Regions from separate parts of the Homo sapiens genome. Here region 2 is linked to region 1. A link is a loop called in an ENCODE intact Hi-C map of the cell type or tissue named here. Cell type or tissue: Caco-2. All regions are shown on one strand. Each heading gives the region's core, and the rest is flanking DNA. Links, peaks and the distances in the headings are about the cores only. Region 1 overlaps ADGRV1 (adhesion G protein-coupled receptor V1). Region 2 has its middle 12 kb from the start of CETN3.

Region 1 (8,347 bases), core at 276-8,275:
AACTATAAACTACATACCTATAGTATTCATGAATAATTTGTCATCACATAGGATAAAAACATATAAAAATCTATATTAAAATACGTATTAGAGAAATATAAACATTTTAAAAATATATAAGTACAATACTGTCCTGCTGTGTGCACAGGCTGTGCCAATCAAAACCTATATAAATAAGACAACAAAACCATGGAAAAACTCTGCTGTAGACCATGCAAAAATGCTAAATCTACTTATATTCCTAGTGTAAAAGACACGGAAATCTTCATACATTGTTATAAGAAACAAAGTTTTCTACATTTCTATGATTTGAAATGGTATGCCTCTCACACAATCTACAAAGAAAGAACATTGGGCACTTGTTTTTGCTTCTTAATCTTTCATCAGCAGCCCTCCAGCTGACTATTTCCTTCTTGAAACACCATGTCCTGTCGTCTTGGCTTATGTGATACTCATGTGCCACCTGCTTTCCTAGTTTTCCTCCTCCTTTACTTCTCAAGCTTCTCTGCTGGTTCTCCTTCCTCTGATCTCTAAATGGTGGAAGCTCAGGACTCAGCACCATATCCTTCCTGTTTCCAGATATGCCCCTTAGGCCCCACGTGTTCAAACACCTCCCCATGTGTCAACATCTTCCAGACCTGCATCTGCAGCCCTGACCACCCCACAACACACAGTCGCATGCTGCCCTGCCTATGTGACCACCCTCCCCTGGGATGTCAGTAGTATCTCAGAAGAACACGCCCAAAACAGAACTCTTAATTTCTCCTTGAGCTTCTGCATCTTAGTAAACAACCCTACAAATTATCCAGCTGCTCAAACTTAAATTCAAGGAGTTATCCTTGATTCCTGTCTTTCCCTCAGCCTCTACTTCTAGCCCAATGAATTTTTCTTCCAAATATCAATGTATACCCACTTCTCGCCATCTTTATTTCCACCACCTTGTCTGAGCCACCATCAGCTTTGACATGGAGAGTAGAGGGAAATAAACAGCCTCCTAGCCATCCTTCCTGCTCCTATGCTGCCCCACCAGCTTCTTGAATCCATTTTCCTTGCACTAGACTTAAATGAGCTGCTTTAAAAGACAATCTGGTGACATTGTTCTCTGGCTTACGATTTTCTAATGGCATCCTATTTGCACTTAGAATGAAATCTTTTATTTATTATTATACTTTAAGTTCAAGGGTACATGTGCACAACGTGCAGGTTTGACACATAGGTATACATGTACTATGTTGGTTTGCTGCACCCATCAACTCGTCATTTACATTAGGTATTTCTCCTAATGTTATCTCTCCCCTAGCCCCCCACCCCCCAATAGGCCCCAGTGTATGATGTTCCCTGCCCTGTGTCCAAGTGTTTTCATTGTTCAATTCCCACCTATAAGTGAGAAAATGCAGTGCTTGGTTTTCCATCCTTGTGTTAGTTTGCTGAGAATGATGGTTTCCAGCTTCATCCATGTCCCTGCAAAGGACATGAACTCATCCTTTTTATGGCTGCATAGTATTCCATGGTGTATATGTGCCACATTTTCCTAATCCAGTCTATCATTGATGGACATTTGGGTTGGTTCCAAGTTTTTGCTACTGTCAACAGTGCCGCAATAAAAATACGTGTGCATGTGTCTTTATAGCAGCATGATTTATAATCCTTTGGGTATATACCCAGTAATGGGATGGCTGGGTCAAATGGTATTTCTAGTTCTAGATCCTTGAGGAATCGCCACACTGTCTTCCATAATGGTTGAACTCATTTACACTCCTACCAGCAGTGTAAAAGCGTTCCTATTTCTCCACATCCTCTCCAGCATCTGTTGTTTCCTGACTTTTTAATGATCGCCATTCTAACTGGAGTGAGATGGTATCTCATTGTGGTTTTGATTTGCATTTCTCTGATGACCAGGGATGACGGCATTTTTTCAGGTGTCTGTTGGCTGCATAAATGTCTTCTTTTGAGAAATGTCTGCTCATATCCTTTGACCACTTTTTGATGGGGTTGTTTTTCTCTTGTAAATTTGTTTGAGTTCTTTGTAGATTCTGGATATTAGCCCTTTGTCAGATGGATAGATTGCAAAAATTTTCTCCCATTCTGTAGGTTGCCTGTTCACTCTGATGGTAGTCTGTTTTGCCTTGCAGAAGCTCTTTAGTTTAATTAGATCCCATTTGTCAATTTTGGCTTTTGTTGCCATTGCTTTTGGTGTTTTAGACATGAAGTCCTTGCCCACGCCTATGTCCTGAATGGTATTGCCTAGGTTTTCTCCTAGGGTTTTTATGGTTTTAGGTCTAACATTTAAGTCTTTAATCCATCTTGAATTAATTTTTGTCTAAGGTGTAAGGAAGGGATCCAGTTTCGGCTTTCTACATATGGCTAGCCAGTTTTCCCAACACCATTTATTAAATAGGGAATCCTTTCCCCATTGCTTGTTTTTGTCAGGTTTGTTGTAGATGTGTGGTGTTATTTTTGAGGCCTCTGTTCTGTTCCATTGGTCTATATATCTGTTTTGGTACCAGTACCACGCTGTTTTGGTTACTGTAGCCTTGTAGTACAGTTTGAAGTCAGGTAGCATGATGCCTCCAGCTTTGTTATTTTTGCTTAGGATTGTCTTGACAATGTGGGCTCTTTTTTGGTTCCATATGAAGTTTAAAGTAGTTTTTTCCAATTCCTTGAAGAAAGTCATTGGTAGCTTGATGGGGATGGCATTTAATTTATAAATTACCTTAGGCAGTATGGCCATTTTCACTATATTGATTCTTCCTATCCATGAGCATGGAATGTTCTTCCATTTGTTTGTGTCCTCTTTTATTTCATTGAGCAATGGACATCTTTAACCTGGCTTAGGAGGTTCCATGTGATCGAACATCTATTGGGCCCTCTGGTCTATCCTGTGCTGTTATCCCCTTAACTCCAGGCCCCGACCACATGAACCCCTCCATGCCTGAAACATGCCAGCTTATGCCTCTGCAGAAGCTATTGTTCCTTCTGCCCAAATGCTCACCCTTCTAACCTCTTTCTCCTAATGCATCTTTCAGCTGAAATATCACATCCTCACCAACAGCACTCGCAATTGTGTCTCCCAATTTTACAAGCAGAGCCCTTACTGTTATCAGATCAATTTATTTTTAGTTGTTTATTGCTCAGCTCTGCTTAATAAAATGAAAACTCTGTAAGAACGGAGATGAGGTCTATCTAGTTCCTCAGTATATTCTCAGTACCTAGAACAGTGTGTGACACACAGAAAGCACTCAACAAATACTTGTTGAATTAATGAATTTTATCAGAATCATTCACTTCATTTCTAACAAGCCCTCAAGGTTCCCTGAGGACAGATGTATGCCTTATACATTTTTATGTACTTAATCTGGCTCAAAAGCTGCTGTACACATACAAGATAATTAATAAATATTGATTGGCTGTGAATAAAGAAATATACTTGGGCAATGAGAAAACACACTACCATACTCAGTCTATCAAAAATTATATTTAAAGTCATGGGGAACATAAATCTACCTGAATCTCTCCCAAGAGTCCTCCAGTCCGCTCCAGCACCAGTGATAAAATCATTGTGGAATTGGGATTAGCAATAGAAATTTTGCTTTGATTGAGAAACCTTATAACTCCAAAGGGAGAGTCACTCTTAGCTATTATGATTCTGCTCACTAGGTGGCGCCCAAGGACCGCTCCTCCAGTAGCTCCAGTGAGTAGAATTTCAATGGGCTCCTCAAATTCACTGCATGGCAAGAAGGAGCAATTCTGTGAGTCTAAACATATTAAAGTGCTTGTAAAATCCCAATAACCAGTCATTTTCCAAATTGGTCATACATATTCAAGGCACAGTAGTCACACATCAAGTGGTAAGAAGTGGGTGCTTAGCTAAAAGAATGAATGATTAACATCAATATTACATGACCTAGGGCAGTTGTAGGGACTTTCTTGCCCTCTTTTTAATTGCTTAATGCATAAAGAAAGTGAATTAAAGAATGTTTCCACATTCTGATTAGATTATTTAAGTCTAGAGAAACAGAAAATATTATTTCCTTTATTTGAAATGAAGTGACATATGCAACCACATCGTCTCCTAGCCCCTCTTTCCCTACCCCTAGTACCCCAAAAGTATTTCACCTGTTGTTTTCCAATGGACACATATTATCTAAAGTTCTATTGTCAGTGCAAAACATATGTAAGAGTTTGAACACAATACTTATGTCTTATATGTGCCCACATTATTTTCTATATACCAACCTTTCATTGTCATCAATGATGGAGATATTTATAAAACTTAAGTTTTGCCCATGCTGAAAGGTGACTGTACTGCCATGCAAAATGTAATCAACACCTCCGGGACTGGCAGAGGAGCTCTGAGAGATGAAATCAGCTGTCACATAGCCATAAGTTCCATGTAGCCTCACCACTGGGATCATGATCAGCCCAACATCTTCCTCCACTGTAATGGGAACTTGGAATTAATTGGTAAGCCAGACAGAGCAACTAACTTATAAGATTCAGCCAAATTAAACCTGGCAATTAAACATAATGGCACAAAGTAAGCACTCTATGTTTTCATAGTTCTTTTATCATTTTAAAGGGGGATTAGTGAAAACCTCATGACATTTTTTAGGAGGAACATAGTTTATCAGATGTTGAAAGTTACAGAGAACAGTACAATTAGCATTTAAACAATGTATTTAATCAGTAGCATTGGCATTCTCCCTGTGTACTACATAAAAACAAATGATCCTTGCTTTCTAAGACAATGTTAGATGGATACAAAAAAACATTTAAGTTGTTTGTGCTCATAGGAAACCACTCTGGATTGCTTCCACACATTCAATTGAAATATAAATATGGTAATATAAATAAATGAGGTTTATGATATGTATATCATATGAATTTTTAAAAGTCCAGATACAAGTACAATTTGATTACATTTTCAGTTCCTATGAAATCTACTTGTGAATCTGAAAATGTGTCTTCAATGTTTGATTTCAACTTAAACATTATTTTCAAAAATATATTTCTTAAGCTATGCTAAATTCTGCATATTAAAATATAATTTAATAGGGCTCACATTAGCTATGGCTAAATAATACTCAATGTATATTATAAATATAAATATACACTGACCAAAATTCCCAAAGATAATGAATCTAACAGAAAACAATGAACTGAAAAAATTCCAAGTCTCATTTATTTCTTAATGCAAAAATGTAATATGATTTTTTCCAGGTACAGATTGAAGTTCACAAAATAGTGATGTATTCCACAACTTACCCATAAACTCATTATAAACCAACTCCTAAAGCAATTTTTTATGAACTTTAAAAATGGCTAGATAACCAAAGAATTTTGATAGAGGCAATGAAGCCAATCAGGTTAAATGCAGCAGTAAGATATTTATTTTTAAAGTCATATTCATATTCTGCCTTTGAATAAAATCATTTCCTAGAAAGGCAGCCATCTCTTCCTACCTGGGAAGGAATATAACCATATATTCTGTATTCTGCTTCTACAAGAGGAAAGAATTGGCAATATTAGGCAAGCTGCTACTGGGGACTGTTTCGAGAAAGCAAGATCAAGGATCCAGATACTACCTGCATCTCTAGGCCAGTAAAATATTCATTTCAAAGATGATTATTCATTAGGAAGTGAATATTCACTGATTTCTAGTCACATAGGAAATTAAATATGCACAAATTACAAAGGCTTTCATTAAAATGTTTGAAACAGAAACATTTTAATAATCCTAATGTTAAACATAGTTTTTCTAGACAGGCTTGTTCCTAACATTGCCATTCACAGTAAGGTTCAAGACTACCCAAAGATAACTGAAAATGTATTTCAAATAAGTAAATAAATATAAAAGTGTATATGTGTAAACACAAACACACACACCCACACCAAACTAAAACAATTTACACACGGAAATTCAAACTAATGTAATTTGGAAAGTGGTAGTAAACTTACTTACAAGCTAGCTGACTGAACCTACCTTCGAAGGCAGTATACTTTGGGTCAAATTCAATGATGCCTTCTGCGTTATCATTTTTCATTATTATGATGCGAACAATGGAGATGTTTCCTATTTCAGGAGGTTGATCTATCTGAAGTCCATTTTCTTGAATGGTAAAATCATACCCTCTTCCAAAGTCATACAAATCAAAATAAAATAAAATACAACAACAACAAAAAATACATAATTGCATAGCATGAATTAAAAGATCCTCTTAGCTCCTACAACTTAGTTCTATAAAGTACTGCAATACTTTTAAAGATCCTCAACGCTAAAATATTCTCTTTTTCCTGAAATGATGTTTTGAAACAGATTTCTGTGTTGCTCCCAATGAGTGGTGCCTGTACGAAGCCAAAACTAATATAAAGTTACTAAACTTGGGCAATGGGAAGATAATAAACTGTGAGGAAATCAGAAAGATGCTGTCATAAAATGAACCTTTGGGAATCACGGCTGAATACATACATATACAGTAATAGACCTAGTGCACTCAGAGATAGGTAAGTAAGCAGGCGGCCTTGAGATTTACAGTGTTAGGTTAAGATGATTTATTCAAAGAAATAGTGAGTGTCATGACACTAATTAAATTTCAAACTAAATCATCAAGATTCAAAAGAAATATCTCTCAATACCAACCTGGGCAACATAGTGAGTGAGACCTTGTCTCTACTAAAAACTAATTTTAAAAAATTAGCCAGACATGATGGCACATGCCTGCAGTCATAGCTATTTAGAAGTATGAGGTGAGAGGATCCCTTTAGTCCAGGCATTCAAAGTTGCAGTGAGCTATGATTGTGCCACTGCACTCTGTCCTGGGTGACACAGCAAGACTTTGGAAAGAAAGAAAAAGGGAAAGAAAGAAAAAGAAAGAAAGAAAAATAAAAAAGAAAGAAAAGTATTTCAATTTCTACAGAAACCAATCATAATCAATTCCTCTATCCTTAATATAGATGGTAGTTTACTTCTGTAATGATACTTCTGCAAAAGAAGTCTTTTTTTAGATTAATATTATTCCCATCAAACAAAGCTTCAACTTCCAAGGCTTTAAAATATGACTTTAATTCCTCATGCTAAAAAATGCCGATAAACCATTTTAGTCCTTCCTTCAATTCCCAAATTCTATTCTGGTATTTATACCCTACCTAGAGTTGAAAGGTTGAAAGTTGGCGAATTATATAAAAGGCAAAATTAGAAAATTGAGATTTAGAATATTAAATGATAAGAGTAACTGTTACCAGTAGTCTGAGATGGGCTGTAGATTAGCTAATTGTACTACTTACCTTTTGAGATCAAAGAAAACCTAGAAATTTATCTGGAAGGAAAAACTTGTTTCCCCAGAATTAAACTTACATAGAAACTGCTTTTTAAAAAAACAGTAGCAAAGAAGACAAAATCCTCAAGCTCTAGCTGGTCAGTAACACAAATATGATCTCACACTAAACGACTACTTTTACCAAATTGCATTTATTTAATTAAAATAGTCAGTGATCAGCTCAAACTTTTTACTATATTTACTAGGAGTACAAATTCACTCTCATTGCCAGGCATAGAAGCATTTTTGGGAAATCTAAAATTTGAAGGGTATGTGAGCCCACAATATTTTTTTCCCAGATGGGATGATATACACTTAAGTCACTGAGTAACATATTTTAGTTTAAAAAGTTTTTAAAGCATGATATTCACATTACAAAGGCAAAAATATTTTCATGCACAAGAAAAATGTCTTTATGATTCTTCTAAATGCAGGCATTACTCTAGTTGAAGGGCCCACCTATCTGCTATCTGGGCAGAGATGCTGGTAGGTCTCTCTCAACCTGTGAGCTGCAGAACCTGTGAGTACTTAAACATGCTAAAGATGTTTTTCCACCTCATCAAATCTGCCTCACTAAATCAGGGAATGAAAGAGACTCATTAAGGTTAATTCATTATCTTCCTTGAAAACATGGTGCACATTAATGGCCAACTAGCTTTCACTCAAATTTTTCCCCACTTTAAAACTATGGGGCAAGCATCTATGTCATTCACCCACAGAGAAGACGATACAGACTTCAGATGCACCAATGAAAGAAATCCCTCCCTTCAGCCCTTTCACAAGTATGGAAATCAAAAGAAGCAAATTCAGCCACACCAGCTGACCTCTGATTTAGAGAGCTGTTAGGCTGTGTCTTCACCAATTAGAAGCCGTTATCATATTCAACTTCCTGGCTACCCAGAGTGAGTCCACACAATAGAAACACATACTTTCAATTTTCAGAGGGAAGTTATATTTAACAAAATTAAAAAAAAAAACTCAGTCATTGTCATAATTTCCCTTGTATGTCCTGTTCTAATGTCACACAAATC
Region 2 (8,347 bases), core at 300-8,299, 360 kb after region 1:
CATCGATGGGCATTTGGGTTGATTCTATGCCTTTGCTATTGTGAATAGTGCTGCAATGGACATATGTGTGCATGTGTCTTCATAATAGTATGATTTATATTCCTTGGGATTGCTGGGTCATATAATATTTGTTTTTAGGTCTTTGAGGAATTGCCACACTGCCACAATGGTTGAACTAATTTACACTCCTACTAACAGTGTATAAGCGTTCCTTTTTCTCTGCAACCTCAACAGCATCTGCTGGTTTTTGACTTTTTAATAGTAGCCATTCTGACTGGTGAGATATGGTAGCTCTTTGTTGTTTTGATTTGCATTTCTCTAATGATTAGTGATGTTGAGCTTTTTCTCCATATGCTTGTTGGCCGCATATATGTCATCTTTTGTCTGTTTATGTCCTTGCCCCACTTTCAATGGGTTTTTTTTTGTAAATTTAAGTTCCTTATGGATGCTAGATATTAGACTTCTGTCAAATGCATAGTTGAAAAATTTTTATCCCATTCTGTAGGTTGTCTGTTCACTCTGCTGACATTTTCCTTTGCTGAAGTGCACTAATCTTAAATGAACAGTTAGATTATTTTTACATGTATACACCCAGGTAACCACCATGCAGATCAAGACACAAAACATTTCCAAAACCCCGTAAAACTCAACTGTGTTTCTTTTCAGAACATATTATCACTACAACCTCCATCCCTGCCTATCCAGAGGTAAACCCTACTCTGATTTCTATAAACATTGTTTACTTTTGCTTGTTGTTGAACTTTCTATAAATGGAATCCTATACTACATATTCATTGTGTGTAGTCTTTTATATATCTTTTATATCTGACTTACTTCACTCAAAACAATATGCAGGAGGGGCAACCTGGTTGTAGACTACACTAGAAGTATTCTATTTTTATTTTTTTCCTTTATCACTGATACTATTCCATTGTAGGAATATATCACAACTTGTTTGTTCTTTTGCCTGTTAGTGGACATTTGAATTGTTTCAGTTTGGGGTTATTGTGAATAAAGCTGCAATGATCAGTCTTGTGAAAGTTTTTTGTGGGGACATGCACTTCTCTTGAGTAAATACCTACAACTGAAACTGCTGTGTCATAAGGTAAGTGAATGTTTAACACTAGTAGAGAAAGACAGACAATTTTACAAAGTGGTTGTATCATTTTGTACTCATACCAGCAATTTTGAGAGCTGATCCACATTCTTGCCACCATTTGATATCATTAGTCTTTAAATTTTTTTTTTTTTTTCTTTTTGAGATGGAGTCTCGCTCTGTCACTCAGGCTGGAGTGCAGTGGCGCTATCTCAACTCACTGCAACCTTTGCCTCCTGGGCTCAAGCGATTCTCCTGCCTCAGCCTCCCGAGTAGATGGGATTACAGGCACCCACCACCACGCCTGGCAAATTTTATTTTTAGTAGAGTTGGGGTTTCACCATGTTGGCCAGGCTGGTTTTGAACTCCTGACCTCAAATGATCCGCCCGCCTTGGCCTCCTGAAGTGCTGGAATTACAGGCATGAGCAACCTGCTCCTGATCTAAAATTTTTTAAATTTAATTTTAGCCATTTTGGTGCCTGCATGACATTATTTATTGTGGTTTTAACTTGTATTTAACTAATTATGTTAAATACTTTTTCATGTGTTTATTGAGATAGCCACATTTGTGAAGTGCCGTTGAAATCTTTTATTCATTATTCTTATTGGATGTTTAGTCTTTTTATAATTGATTTGTAATGCTGTGTCAGGTATGTGTATTGTAAATTTTTCCTCCCAGTCTGTGACTTGCCTTTTCATTTTTCTACTGGTGTCTTTGATGAGCAGAAATGTTTAGTTTTGGTAATGTCTAATTTTTCAAGTTTTAATTTCATGATTGGGGCTATTTAAGTTCTGTTTAAGAAATTTTGCCTGCCCCAAAGTCATAAAGATATTCCCCTATACTTTCTTTCAGAATCTTTATAGCTTTTTATTTTACATATAGGTATATGATTAATCTCAAGTAAATTTCTGTGTATGGTACAAGGCAGGAATCAAGGTTCATGTCTTTTTATGTGTGTTATATCTGGTTGCTGCCCCACCATTTATTATAAAGGTCTTCTTTTTCCCATTGAATTGTATTGGTGCCTTTGTAGTAGATCATATGGACTGTATAAGCAGGTCTACCTATTGATATATTTTTCTTTCTTTGTCTAATGCCGTACTCTTTTAATCACTGTGTCCTACTGATTTTGAAAAGCAGAGGCCTCTTCTCAGTCCTTACATCTCATCTTATGCATGGATTTGCATTAGCCAGCAACTCACATTCTTTGTGAGGAAAAACATAGGCATTGAAGTCAGGCAGATTTGTCTTTAAAATATAGCTCCATCACCACATAATGGCTATTTAAGATCAACAGCAAGTATGAGAAAATAATATCCAGAACTTGGAAATAAGGCCAAAGAATGACTGTGTGTCATCCTGGAGCATTGCTTAATAGATCTACCCAATGATTATTTTATTCTCCAAGAGATATACCTTTGTTTGATTTATATGCCATTTATTAGAACTAATACTGTGTAAAAAGTTAACTTGTAGATTTTTGCCCTATAGAGAAGCAAATCATTTTTATCTAGCAGAGAACATAACTCCAAAGGCTATAGTTTATTTTGACCTATAGAACATTAACTTGTATGACATTGTAATTTAGCAAACTTATTTCAGCTTATAACTTTAAACGTATCTTTTGTGACTCGCTATGTATACTGTTTCCCTAATTTTTCTATAAGCCAGCTTTACCATCATGCTTGTTATCTCATTAAAGAGACAGACATTTGAAACCTATTCATTCTATAATTATACGACAGTCATATCTTTAAATTTTGAAAATTATACTTTGACCATAAGTGAGGAGGTAAATGTTATTTCAAGAAGTTATGTGAACTGCGTGACTGGTGATGTCATTATCCAAGAAAGAGAATATATAAGAAGAATTTTCTTTTTTTCTTTTTGATACAAATTCTCACTCTGTCATCTAGGCTGGAGGGCAGTGGCATGATCATAGCTCACTGCAACTTCCACCTCCCGGGCTCAAGTGATTCTCCCACCTCAGCCTCCCGAGTAGCTGGGACTACAGGCCTGTGCCACCATGCCCAGCTAATTTTTGTATTTTTTTGTAGAGACAACGTTTTGTTTGCCCTGTTGCCCAGGCTGGTCTCAAACTCCTGAGCTCAAGCAATCCACCCACTTCAGCCTCCCAAAATTCTGGGATTATAGATGTGCGCCACCGCACCAGGACATAAGAAGCATTCTTAAGGACGGTAATGATTTTTGTTTTGGTATATTATGCTCTGAGGTGGAAATGAATGACTCACATATGAAAATCTAGGTTTGAAGAGTGTGAATAGAGGGCTAGAGGTAAAAAAAAAAAAGAAATTTTGGAGTCATCAGCATGTAGGTGAAATTTAGCAGGTGAGGGTGCCTTGGGATAACAGGAAAGTATTAAAGATATAATTGAGAATAAAAAAATTTAGGGAATGGATTTTAAAAAGCCATAGAAGGAAATTAGAAAGGAGTAGTGAAAAGCAGCCATGAGAGAAATTTTAAGGAGTGAGTGGCTAAGTGTAGATGTGACCCAGGAGACAACTAGGATGGGAATTAGAAAGAAGCAATTGAACTTAGCAATTAACAAGCTTTTGGTAACCTAGTAAAAGCATTTTCAATAGAGAGGTGAGGATGAATATCAAACTTGCTGTGGGTTGGGAGAAAATGAAATATGAAGAAATGGATGCTATAAATACAGATTAATGTTTTAGGAAGTTTGAATCTAAAACCTAAATCAGATCATAATAAGTCACTGCTTAAAACAACTGGTTGATGGATTTCCATTATACTTGGAATAAAATTTACCCCCTCATCATAGTCTTTTCAGCTCCATATGACGACGTCTCTGCTTATCAATCTGACTTCTTGTGCCAGTTTGCCACTCTCATTATGCTGCAAACTTACTCAGTTTTCTCTTTTCCTCAAATATACCAACAATTTTCCTATATTTTAGGGACTTTGCCTTTGCCATTTCCTCCTCTTGATAGACTCTCCCTCCAGATCTTTGCAAGGCTGGAAGGATAGCTATGAAGGTATGCCGCTCAGATTTCCCTTCAAGAGAACCTGCTGTGAGGAGCAGAGTTAGCACTCTCTAGTGGCCGTGACTTGTGACCCACATCAGCATTCATACTGAGGCTAACTGCATCCAGCCAACGACTGAGCAGTATCGATGGGATGGTCAGTAGGGACACCACAGCTGGGCCATTCTTGCCCAAGGCAGGACTCCTCTGATAGGCAGTTTCTACTTTGGGGCTCCCATTGGCCTGAGACTTTCTCACAACTGTGCTGCACTCTTGAAAATCTTCCTATCCAATCCTCTTTCTTTCCTGCTCTCCTTTCCCAGGTGCCAGAACTGCATTGTGGTTTGAAGACTCTCCTGCCTTCTCTTGCTTGTATCCTTCACAGGTGTTTTCTGATCTATTTTAAAACTAATCCTGTCTTGTCATCTAGACCTTGGAGGACCTGAACTGACATAGCTGGCAATCACTTAATATCTCAGCTCAAATGTCACTTTCTCAGAGATTGCAAATCTATAGTACTCAATCCCTGGTCACCTCCTATCTAATTCCCCTTAGTTTCTTTATAATGGCAAAAACCACAATTACTTTTGCACCAACTCAAAAACAGACTTAAAGGATATTACAACTAGATAAAATGTCTTGTCCCAGATTAGATATTGGTTTGGACAAAACTACTATAAAAGGTATGATGGAGACAATTGAGGAAATTTGAATATGAATTAGGAATTAGATGACATAACATTATTTATCATTGTATCCCAATTTTAAAATATTTTTGTATATTATTTTAAAGTAAATTACAGAGATTTTGAACATTTCACCTCTAAACACAGTTTGCATTTCTAAAAAAAGAGAACATTTTCATACATGGGCAAAGTATTCTTATAATGCCTGAAAAAAATTAATAATATTTTCTTTATATCCCCGAATTCCTAATTCATATTCAAATTTCCTCAGTTGTCTCCATGATGCCTTTTACAGCAGCTTTGTCCAGAGTAGTATCTAATCTGGGACAAGACATTTTATCTGGCTGTAATATCCTTTCAATCTTTTTCAATCTAATTTACTGCCTTTTTTCTTGCACTGGCTTACTGAAGAGAATGGCCAGTTCCTAAGGAATGTTTTACTTTCTGGATTCATCTGATTGTTTCCTCACAATGTACCTTAAAAATTTTTTTTAAAATGGTTCCTCTGTCTCCTGTATTTTCATAATCTCAGACTGAGACTCTATGCCCATTAAACAATAACTCTCCATTCTCCCCTTCTTCCAATCCCTGATAATCACCATTCTACCTTCTATCTCTATGAATTTCCCTATTCTAGGTACCTCAATTAAGCAGAATCATATTTGTCCTTTTGTATCTGGCTTATTTCATTTAACGATGTTTTCAAAGTTCACACATGTTGTAGTATATATCAGGATTTCATTACTTTTTAAGGCTGAATAATATTCCACTGTATTTACAGACTATATTTGATTTATCCAATGGACATTTGGGTTGTTTCTATCTTTTGGCTATTACGAATAATGCTGCTACAAATATGGGTAAACAGCTATCTGTTCTAGCCTCTATTTTCATTTCTCTTGGGTATATACCCAGAAGTGGAATTGTTGAATCACATGAATCACGTGTATTTTTTGAGGAGCTGCCATACTGTTTTCCACAGCATCTCTACCATTTTACATTCCCACCTGCAATGTATAGAGTTCCAATTTCTTCACATCCTTGCCAATATCTGCTATTTTCAGATGTTGGATATGAAGTGGTATCTCATCATGATTTTTATTTACATTTCCCTAGTGGTTAGTGATGTTGAATATCTTATCATGTTCATATTGTTCATTCCTATGTCTTCTTGGAAAAACGTCTATTCGAGTCCTTTGCCTATTTTTGAATTGTTTGTTTTTCTGTTGTTCAGTTATAGGAGTTCCTTATATATTCAGAATATCAGTCCTTTTTCAGATATATGATTTGCAAATATTTTCTCCCATTCTCCCACGTGGGTTTCTTTTTCACTCTCTTCATAGTATCTTTTGATGCCCAAAAGTTTTTAGCTTTGGTGAGGCCCAATTTATTTATTTTCTGGTTTGTTGGTGTAGTCCAATTTATTTATTTTCTGTTTTGTTGGTGAAGCCCAATTTATTATTTTCTGTTTTGCCGTTTCGGTACTTTCCACTGAAGATCCTTCCTGATCCCTTTCTCCAGTTGCCATTGTTCTCTCCAGAGTTAACCACTGGTTAAATAGCTTGGTGTGTATTTTATTTATATAAAGATATTTTATTTATATAAAAATGTGCACTTGGGCCAGGTACGGTGGCTCACGCCTATAGTCCCAGCACTTTGGGAGGCCAATGCAGGTGGATCACCCGAGGTTGGAGTTCGAGACCAGCCTGACCAACGTGGTGAAACCCCATCTCTACTAAAAATACAAAAATCAGCCAGGATTGGTGGCACGGGCTTGTACTCTCAGCTACTTGGAAGGCTGAGGCAGGAGAATCGCTTGAACCTGGGAGGCAGAGGTTGCAGTGAACTGAGATTGCACCGCTGGACTCGAGCCTGAGTGACAAAACAAGATTCTGTCTCAAAAAAAAAAAAAAGTACATTTGTGTACTCAGATCTATCATTATTTTATGGCTTCTAATGTTGGTAATTATGCTGAGGAAGTCTTTCTGAATTCTAAAATTATTAAACTAAGTATATGTTCTTTTAACTTTTTTTATAGTTAAACTTTCAACTTGTTTTGATTGTATTTTGATACAAAATCTGAAATGTGGATCTAACTTTATTTTCCCAATGGACTGTAGAATACATTTTGTCCAGATGAATTTTTCCTTCTATTCTGCATTTTTATCAAAGTACTTCATAGATGTGGTTTACTAAATATAGTTCATAAGGGTAAAAGTCGCCTGTCCCATTCTTTTCCATTTTCTGTTTCAACTGTGAAAGCAGTTGTGGGGACAAAATAAAGAATTTAGAAAATTTGCCTGTCATATACCATTTCTGAGTTCCTGAAGATATACTCCAGCAAAGTAAGAGTGAAACATAACAGGATGAAGATGTGAAATATGAGAAACAGTGAGTTTAACCAAGGAATCCAACTGTTGTTTTACAGATCTAAAAAGCAATTGGGCAATTGGTCTCAGTTGGAATAGGTAATCAGTGTCTCATTTCCCATTTCCCAGAGGTAATACATTTTAAGTACTCCAACAGTCTCATCTTTTTAAGAAAATAGACCATTTTTTAGAGCAGTTTTAGGTTCACAGCAAAATTGAGCAGAAATTTCAGAGCTCACGTATCCTCTGCCCCTATACTTGTGCAACCTCTCCCCTACTATCAACATCTTGCATGAGAGAGGTATATTTATGACAACTGATGAACCTACATTTGAGAGACAGGACTAGTTGGATTTCCTAGGCTGACTAAGAATTCCTAAGCCTAGCTGGGGAAGTGACTGCACCTACCTTTAAACACAGGGCTTGTAACTCAGCTCACTAAAATACCAATTAGGCTAAAAGCAGGAGGTAAAGAAATAGTCAATCATCTATCACCTGAGAGCACAGGGGGAGGGACAATGATCAGGATAAAAACCCAGGCGTTCCAGCCAGCAGTGGCAACTCCCTTTGGGTGCCCTCCTGTTGTATGGGAGCTCTGTTTTCACTCTATTAAATCTTGCAACTGCACACTCTTCTGGTCCCTGTTTGTTCTGGCTCGAGCTGAGCTTTCGCTCACTGTCCACCACTGCTGATCGCTGTCATTGCAGACACTGCTGCTGACTTCCACCCTCCAGATCCAGCAGGGTGTCCACTGCACTTCTGATCCAGTGAGGCACCCATTGCCACTCCTGATGGGGCTAAAGGCTCACCATTGTTCCTGTGCAGCTAAGTGCCCAGGTTCGTCCTAATCAAGCTGAACACTAGTCGCTGGGTTCCACAGTTCTCTTCCATGACCCACAGCTTCTAATAGAGCTATTACACTCACTGCATGGCCCAAGGTTCCATTCCTTGGAATCTGTGAGGCCAAGAACTCCAGGTCAGAGAGCAAAAGGCTTGCCACCATCTTGGGAGTGGCCCGCCACCATCTTGGGAACTCTTAAGAACAAAGACCTGCCAGTAACACATTGATGTGTTATCACATTATTATCATCTGAAGTAAAGAGCTCACATTAAGATTCACTTTTGGTGTTGTACATTCCATGGGTATTAACAAATATATCATTAAATCTGTCCATTATTATAGGATCATATA

The links. Hi-C counts contacts between places; a loop is a spot of excess contacts. Peaks named below come from ENCODE experiments on the same cell type or tissue, not always from the same donor. Only the 100,000 strongest peaks of a DNase experiment are listed, where the experiment ranks them.
Region 2: a loop joins it to region 1, with 14 times the contacts of the local background. A loop is called at or near these places in 53 of 110 quality-filtered maps.

What each region holds. Positions count from the first base shown.
Region 1 is chr5:90,779,215-90,787,561 of GRCh38, reverse strand. It overlaps ADGRV1 (adhesion G protein-coupled receptor V1), which reads right to left. Exons shown (of 90, transcript NM_032119.4): 65 at 5,984-6,132; 66 at 4,237-4,438; 67 at 3,505-3,724. Among named protein-coding and RNA genes, the nearest start is that of ADGRV1, 220 kb to the right of the region's middle. In Caco-2, for the core only: a CTCF peak has its summit at 3,660 (motif pointing right); a DNase peak (open chromatin) is centred at 3,681.
Region 2 is chr5:90,417,194-90,425,540 of GRCh38, reverse strand. No RefSeq gene overlaps it. Among named protein-coding and RNA genes, the nearest start is that of CETN3, 12 kb to the right of the region's middle. In Caco-2, for the core only: a CTCF peak has its summit at 4,194 (motif pointing left); a DNase peak (open chromatin) is centred at 4,200.